Regions from separate parts of the Homo sapiens genome. Here region 2 is linked to region 1. A link is an interaction called in ENCODE POLR2A ChIA-PET data of the cell type or tissue named here. Cell type or tissue: A673. All regions are shown on one strand. Region 1 overlaps SEC61A1 (SEC61 translocon subunit alpha 1). Region 2 overlaps EEFSEC (eukaryotic elongation factor, selenocysteine-tRNA specific).

Region 1 (4,000 bases):
ATGGGCTGGGCAAGGCAGGGGAGAGTGTCTGGAGTGCCCCTGAGGCCATGTAATGGAGGAGAAGGATCAGAGCTTGGAGGTCTTAGCACCCTTGGCCACCATTTCATTATTGCTTAAAAGGAAGTAATGGCTACTTCAGAGCTGTCATAAGGATTAAATAATCACTGTCACAATGCCTGGCACATAGTAGTTATTTGGCAAGTGTTTTATAAAAGAATTTAACTGACTGGGGGGCGGTGGCTCACGCCTGTAACCCCCAGCACTTTGGGAGGCTGAGGCGGGCGGATCATCTGAGGTCAGGAGTTTGAGACCAACCTGGCCAACATGGTGAAACCCCATCTCTACTAAAAAAATACAAAAATTAGCCAGGCGTGGTGACAAGGTGCCTTAATCCCAGCTACTTGAGAGGCAGAGGCAGGAGAATTGTTTGAACCCAGGAGGCAGAGGTTGCAGTGAGCCGAGATAAAGCCATTGCACTCAAACATGGGGGACAGAGCAAGACTTCTCTCAAAAAAAAAAAAGAATTTAACTGAAGAAAAGGTGATCCTGTCAGTCCAGCTGTATAATTTACCAGCTCTGTGATCTGGGGAAAAGTTAGATGATAGCTCTTATGTTTCACTTTCTTCATCTGTAAAAATGGGGATAATAATGGTATTTGCCTCATATCTAATAAGTGTTACTAGTAACAATTACTAGTCATCAAAATTAGCCATATTTAGCCTCTGTTTGCTGAAAAACATTAATTAGGAAATGATATTTACAGTCTCCTATCCAGTCATCTTTTCGCCTACACCAGCATGTTTTACAGGTCTTAAATTAGTATGGTGGATAATTGAATGAGAAATACGTCTATTTTTTTTTTTTTTTTTTTTTTTTTGAGACGGAGTCTCACTCTGTCGCCCAGGCTGGAGTGCAGTGGCGTGATCTTGGTTCACTGCAAGCTCCGCTTCCTGGGTTCAAGCCATTCTCCTGCCTCAGCCTCCCAAGTAGCTGGGACTACAGGTGCCCGCCACCACGCCCAGCTAATTTTTTGTATTTTTAGTAAAGACGGGGTTTCACTGTGTTAGTCAGGATGGTCTCAGTCTCGATCTCCTGACTTCGTGATCCGCCCGCCTCAGGCTCCCAAAGTGCTGGGATTACAGGCGTGAGCCACAGCGCCCAGCCAAGAAATACATCTATTTAAACTTGTCAGTTTTAGATAAAAATTAGGATTCTAAAATACACACATGTGGCTGGGAGCGGTGGCTCATACTTGTATCCCAGCACTTTGGGAGGCCAAGGCAGGATGATTGCTTGAGGCCAGGAGTTCGTGACTAGCCTGGGTAACACAGTGAGAGAGACCCCATCTCTACAAAACAACAACAACAAATTAGCCAAGTGTGGTGATGCACCTGTAGTTCTAGCTACTAGGGAGGCTGAGGTGGGAGGATCACTTAAGCCCAGGAGTTTGAGGCTGCTAGTGCACCACTGCACTCCTGCCCGGGCAACAGAGCCTGTCTCTTAAAACAAAACAAAAAACACTAAGAAAACAAAAAAAGTACAAGCACAAATTGGCTGTTTTCTCTTTGGTCTTCACAATGTTTTGAATGTTTTCCTGCATTAAGAACTAATTGTTGTGGAGCACTTTTTAAAAAGTCAAATAGGGACTGTATTTGATGGCCACTTTGGAGTAAAATTAATTTTACATGACAGATTAAATAGGAAAGCTGAAACTGAAGGTCAGACTGTACTTAGAGGACCCATCTAGTACTGTGGAACTTGTCAAATGTGTCCATTCCCTTGTGCCTAACAGTGAAATAGAGTGAGTTGTAAGAAATGAAGACACCCTACAAAAAGGAAAGCTTTTGCCAGGCGTGGCTCATGTCTGTAATCCCCGCACTTTGGGAGGCTGAGGTGGGTGGATCACGAGGTCAGGAGTTGGAGACCATCCTGGCTAACACAGTGAAACCCTGTCTACACTAAAAATACAAAAAATTAGCTGGCTGTGGTGGCACGTGCCTGTAATCCTAGCTACTCCAGAGGCTGAGGCAGGAAAATCGCTTGAACCTGGGAGGTGGAGGTTGCAGTGAGCCAAGATCATGCCACCGTACTCCAGCCTGGGCGACAGAGACTCCGTCTCAAAAAAAAAAAAAAGGAAAGCTTCTATTAGACCAAAATAGCTTGGTACCTAAGGGAATGGGAAGAGCAGCCAAATCAATGGTACGTGGGGTTTTCCTTTTAAAAGCACATTAAATAAAAACTTGAGAAGGGATCACTTTACCCCAGAGCTAATAATTCTGTCCTCTGGACCCAGACCTGGATGGTGAGCCTAGAGAGGTGGCCCAAATCTGTAGTTCAGCTCTTGAGCCATCGAGACCCCAAGTGCCTGACATTGAGTTTGGGTGCTGCAGGTGTGACATCTCCAGATTGTGTCTCCGGATGCTGTCAGGAGTAGGTTCTACTCCCTGATTTTCTTTGAATAGAACAAATTTTCCAAGTTTCACTTTTACTCCTCCCATGACTAAAAAGCAAGTGAATCTAGGAAAAGGTAAAACTAAAGAAGAAGTGTGCTTTTGTTAAAAGGCTTTTGATTCATCATGTACTTTGCTGATGTGATGGTTTAGCGCGTTCTCAGCCGAGCCCCTTGGAGGTAGTATCACTGCTCTTCATCTTTGTTCTCCCCCGTGCCTGGCGTTGAATTGGTGTTTCTTAATTGTTTCTTTTGTTCTGTGTAGTGACCCACTTGGAAAACACTTCTTTCTTTCAATTCTAGTATTTGGCATGATCATTACTATCGGCCAGTCTATCGTGTATGTGATGACCGGGATGTATGGGGACCCTTCTGAAATGGGTGCTGGAATTTGCCTGCTAATCACCATTCAGGTAATTATTATGCTAACATCTCCCTTTGAGTAGCCCCTCACACTTACCTACAATTCTCACATAACGAATCTCAAGCACACCTAAAAGGAACTCCTACTGAAAGGAAGCAGAAGCCTAAGACTCTGGGTTAGCCCTCTGAATTCAGCAGAGAAAGGCTTTACTGACCGCTCTCTGGGGCTGAGGATGTGATCTCATTCCGTCTTCAGCGTTTATATCAGAGAACCCAATTACTGAAGGACGGAACCATGTCCGTGGGGAGCAGTAACACATAGTCTTGTATTTTTGAATTTTTACAGCTCTTTGTTGCTGGCTTAATTGTCCTACTTTTGGATGAACTCCTGCAAAAAGGATATGGCCTTGGCTCTGGTATTTCTCTCTTCATTGCAACTAACATCTGTGAAACCATCGTATGGAAGGCATTCAGCCCCACTACTGTCAACACTGGCCGAGGTAAGGGCCCTGTGCTCCCCTGGTGGCGACAGCTTTCAGCAAAAACAATTGAGCAATGCAAAGCAGAAGACAAAAATCCCCCCATTCCACAGAAAAATAATGTCAGTTTTAGGTTTATCTCTTCTGGTGTTTGGGTCCATCTGCAAAGTTTTAAAAACACAAATAGGCTTGTAATTATGATGATACCTAACTTGCACTTTTCATATAAAAATATCTCCTGGACGTTTGGCACGTCAGAATACACAATCCTGCCTCACTTTTCTTAGCACAGTATAAGCTTATATTGCAACGATAAAGCAACGTTAAGTCATTTCCAGGTTTTTTTATCGTTAACATTGAAACCATGACTGTCCTCATATGTTCATCTTTGTATATTTTGGCAGCTGCTCTCAGTGAATAAGTTTCTAAAAATGAAATTCCTAAACCAAAGCACTTGGTCATGCAAGGGGCAGCTTTCTGAAAAAGGCCTGAACTTGGAGCTTAGCACCTGCGTTCAAATCCTGGCTGTTCCTGTTAGTCATACATACGTGGCTTTGGGCAGATTCCTGCACCACTGAATCTTGGTTACCAGGATGCAGTGAGAAGCAACATGAAATTACATGATGCCTGGCTCCTGGTAGATGTGTATCAAACATTGGCATGCTGTGCTACATCCACCAAGTGCCGTGGAAATCTTGTAACAGCATGT
Region 2 (4,000 bases), 240 kb after region 1:
TCCAGGCACCCCCAAAATGTTTTCTACTCAACACTGGCAGCAGTGCGATGTCCCCTCAGCCCTGCCTTTGGTGGTGTCCAACTACAGGAGCTGGATGGCCCTCTGGCTGCCTCTTGGGGCCTGGGAAGCAAAGGAAGCAAGTTCAAATCTGTCACCTGTTTGTAGTTTTCATAATTTTTGATTTGGCATTTTGATCAGTCTGTTTTTGGTCAAGGAAATGCATCCGTATCTCATAACAGGAAACCCCTTTTGTGATCTTTACTTCAAGGCATTTTTCTGTACTTCCCCCTACTTTTTTTTTTTTTTTTTTTTTTTGCTGGCAAATATACAGACCTAGTATGATATGTGTGTCTTATTAAAAGTTCAACATAATTCATTGCCATTGGTTTGTTTACAAAATAAACAATTCCAGGGCCTTCCAACAATTGAGGCTCCTTTTTTTTTTTTTTTTTTAAATCTTCCTTGGGGCTGGAACTGTGGTGAGAAGATGGAGAAGGACCCAAGTTTGGGAGAAGTCACGTGGTTCCATGCCTGCTTCCTGCCAGAGTCCCAAGCAGGTGACCCAGCAGTCAGCTGGGGAGGCAGACACCCCAGCATGGCCTGGACCCTGCTCTCCTCATTTATGTGAGGGTCTCAGTGGGGTGGTGGGAACCCAGGAAATTCTTGAACCTTCCTCAGCCCATTCATCCTCCTGCCCAGAGTCCCCATGGGAAGTATGTGCATAGGCACTAGCAGAAAAGCAAAAAAGGAATGCTTTCCAGCGTGATGTGGTGGGTTTGGTCCCCAGCCCCAGCCTCAGCTCTTGTGACTGAGTGACCTATAGGGCAGCTTTAACCTTTCCCCTGAGAAAGCACATGTTACCATGGTCCAGAAATCACCCGCTCATCCCAGAAGAGATGGAAGGATAGAGAGTGAGAGATTATCCAGGCCCTGGTACTGGGAGCTGAGCTTGCCTGGCTGCCTTTGGTGGGAGAGGGCCCTGGCAGAGCATGAGATTTCATCATCCTGAGCCCACACTAGGATGTCCCGATGTTGGAATACCCTAAAAGCTCTTCTCTTGGAAAACGTAATCCACGTAGGATCTTGAAATATGACCAGCAGGATGGGGCTTCCTGTCCCTGGTATGCAGAAAGGGTGAGTGGAGGCAGGAGGAAGGATGGTGTCTGAGCTGGCCACCCCATGTAGCTAACACAGTCCAATGCCACTCTGTCCTCATCCTGGCCACCCATAAGCCTTTCTTGTCTCCTCTTTCCCTTCCTACCAAGTCCAGCATTTGCAAGCCATCCTGATGCTGGCCCTTGCTTTTCTCTGTAGCCTCAGCTTTTCTCATTCTTCTACTGATAAAGCAAACTGTAGTTCTCCTGTTTTCTCAGCATACTCACCTTCATGGCCATGCACAGACCTGCAGGGCCTGTGTCTCCTCGTCATCCGCACAGGGGTATATCCATGTGGGCACCTCAGGAGGCAGCTCGAAGGTTACCTCCTCACTGACCTTCCTGCCCTCCACGCTACACACATATGCCCCTCCGTCTGTCTCTCTGGCATGTGACTACCACTGTGACCTTGCTGCAGTTATCCATTGGCCTTTGTGCCCCTGAGATGGCCTGAAAGACACGATTTGGATTTGTCCCAGTTGGCATAGGTGTGGCTTACAGTCAGTACTCTGCGTGTGTTGGCCAGAAGGCCCCCAGTGGCAGTCAGGTGGTTGTGATCTTGGAGTGGGGTAGAGGAATTGTAGCCAATGCTATTCCAATGCTAGCCAATACCAAAGCTGCACCTCATGCTCTACATCACACAGGGAGGGACCTCTGGAGTCCCAGAGGTTTGGCAAAGCTCCCTGCAGTCTTTCTGTTAAGAGTAAATAAAGAAGCATGATATCTGAGGTGGTGAGTACCCACTGATGAGTTAGTAGCATAGAGCTGGCCTCCGTCCTCTTGGGAGACCATAGGCACATACCAGGGATGAACAGCATGTAAGAATCAGGGGTGCCAACTTGGGCCTGAGAGGGAGGGGTGGTCAGGGAGATGTGTACAGGGAACACCAACTGAAGGCCCCGGTCCCCCAAGGGAGGACAGCTTGTGAGGGCTCACCGAAGGAACACAGGAGAAGTCTAGCCGAGGATTTATGCTTACCCTTCTCTTGATTACCATCAAGTGTGATGATAACTTTCGGAGAACTGGCTCTACCAGTGCCCCTTTCTTTATTTGTGGATTGAGCCCCTGAACCTCACTGCTGTAGTTTCCTTTGTGGAAGGAGAGATTAAAGAACCTTCCAAACTTCCTGTGGGTCAAGATGCCATCAGGAGGAAAGGAGCTGGTGTGGGAAAGCCCAGCCCAATCCCAGCTATGAGAGCAGTGTCTGGTTGTGGAACTCTGGCACACACCCTTCTGTGGACCCCACGGTCATGCTGAGTTCTGCATTACTCCACATGTCCCAGAGCTTCCTGCCTCATTCTCATGTCTCGGATAGCCTCATGGGAGGGCTCCAGCAGAGCTTTGAGTCTTGTGCAGCCTGCCCTTGATTCTGGGCTCCAGTTGCATGCCTTGTTCCCACTGGCTCTCCCATGCTAAAAATTAGATATTTTTTGAAAAATTGAAAATATCAACATGTTGTTATAAAATTAGGCACTTTTTTGCCTAAGCTACTCTCACCACACTCCTAAATCTTAGGTTCAAACTAGGTAGTTGTCTCAATTTTGCTGAAATAGTCCATTGGCTCCTGGCCAATCCTGCTGACTTCTCCAAGTACTTCCTGGATGCCTCTGGGGCACACATTGCTGCAGTCCAGGAGCTGAAGCCAGTCAGTAGGCCCTGGGACAGCCAAGGAGGGTGCATCACATGTGCCCTCAGGCAGGGAGTGGGAATCCTCCCAGTTTACAGCAATATTTTGCCAGATAAGCTGACACAGGCTTCAAGAAATCACCTTTTCCCCTTGGAACAAATGGGGGCATATGCCTGGATCATCTTCTCTTACTCCCTTGTGCCAGTCTATGACACCACTGTTTTTTGTTTTTTGCTTTTCTGAGACAGGGTCTCTGTCACTCATGCTGGAATACAGTGGCGCCATCAGCCTCAACCTCCCCAGCTCAAGCGATCTTCCTACCTCAGCCTCCTGAGTAGGTGGAACCACAGGCATGCACCACCATGCCCAGCTGATTTTAAAGTTTTTTATAGAGATGGGGTCTGCATGTGTTGCCCAGGCTGGTCTCAAACTCTTGGGCTCAAGCAATCCTTCTGCCTCAGCCTCCCAAAGTGCTAGGATTACAGGCATGAGCCACCACACCTGGCCATTTTTTAAAATAGATACATAATAGTTGTACATATTTGGGGGCACATATGATATTTTGATACATTCATGCAGTGTGTAATGATCAAATTAAGGTAATTGGGGTATCTATCACCTCAAACATTTGTCTTTTCTTTATATTAGGAGCATTCCAGTTCTTCTAGCTACTTTGAACTATACAATACATTATTGTTAACTATATAGTCAGCCTACTGTACGTTAGAACACTAGATCTTATTCCTTCTGTCTAACTCTGTAACAATTAACCAACCTCTCTTTATCCCATCCCCCTGCCCACCAGCCTTTGGTAACCACCAATCCACTCTCTACCTCCATGAGACCCACTTCCCCACATTTGAGTGAGAACATATGGTATTTGTCTTCTGGTGCTTGGCTAATTTCACTTAACATAATGGCCTCTAGTTCCATCCATGATGCTGCAGATGACAAGATTTCATTCTTTTTTATGGCTGAATAGTATTCCATTGAGTACATATAGCACATTTTCTTTATTCATTTATCTCTCAGTGGGTACTTAGGTTGATTCCATATCTTGGCTGTTGTGAATAGTGCTGCAGTAAACATGGAAGTGCAGATATCTGTTTGATATACTGATTTCCTTTCTTTTGGGTATATACCCAGCAGTGGGATTGCTGGGTCATATAGTACTTCTATTTTTACTTTTTTGAGGAACCTCCATACTGTTTTCCATAGG

Evidence for each region. Peaks named below come from ENCODE experiments on the same cell type or tissue, not always from the same donor. Only the 100,000 strongest peaks of a DNase experiment are listed, where the experiment ranks them.
Region 2: POLR2A ChIA-PET joins it to region 1 with 5 read pairs; 2 of 35 experiments call an interaction of 5 or more read pairs at or near these places.

The regions. Positions count from the first base shown.
Region 1 is chr3:128,057,350-128,061,349 of GRCh38, forward strand. It overlaps SEC61A1 (SEC61 translocon subunit alpha 1), which reads left to right. Exons shown (of 12, transcript NM_013336.4): 6 at 2,753-2,862; 7 at 3,159-3,312. Among named protein-coding and RNA genes, the nearest start is that of SEC61A1, 6.9 kb to the left of the region's middle. In A673, no CTCF peak of the experiment used is centred here; no DNase peak of the experiment used is centred here.
Region 2 is chr3:128,295,160-128,299,159 of GRCh38, forward strand. All of the region lies in intron 4 of EEFSEC (eukaryotic elongation factor, selenocysteine-tRNA specific), which reads left to right. Among named protein-coding and RNA genes, the nearest start is that of EEFSEC, 140 kb to the left of the region's middle. In A673, no CTCF peak of the experiment used is centred here; a DNase peak (open chromatin) is centred at 2,462.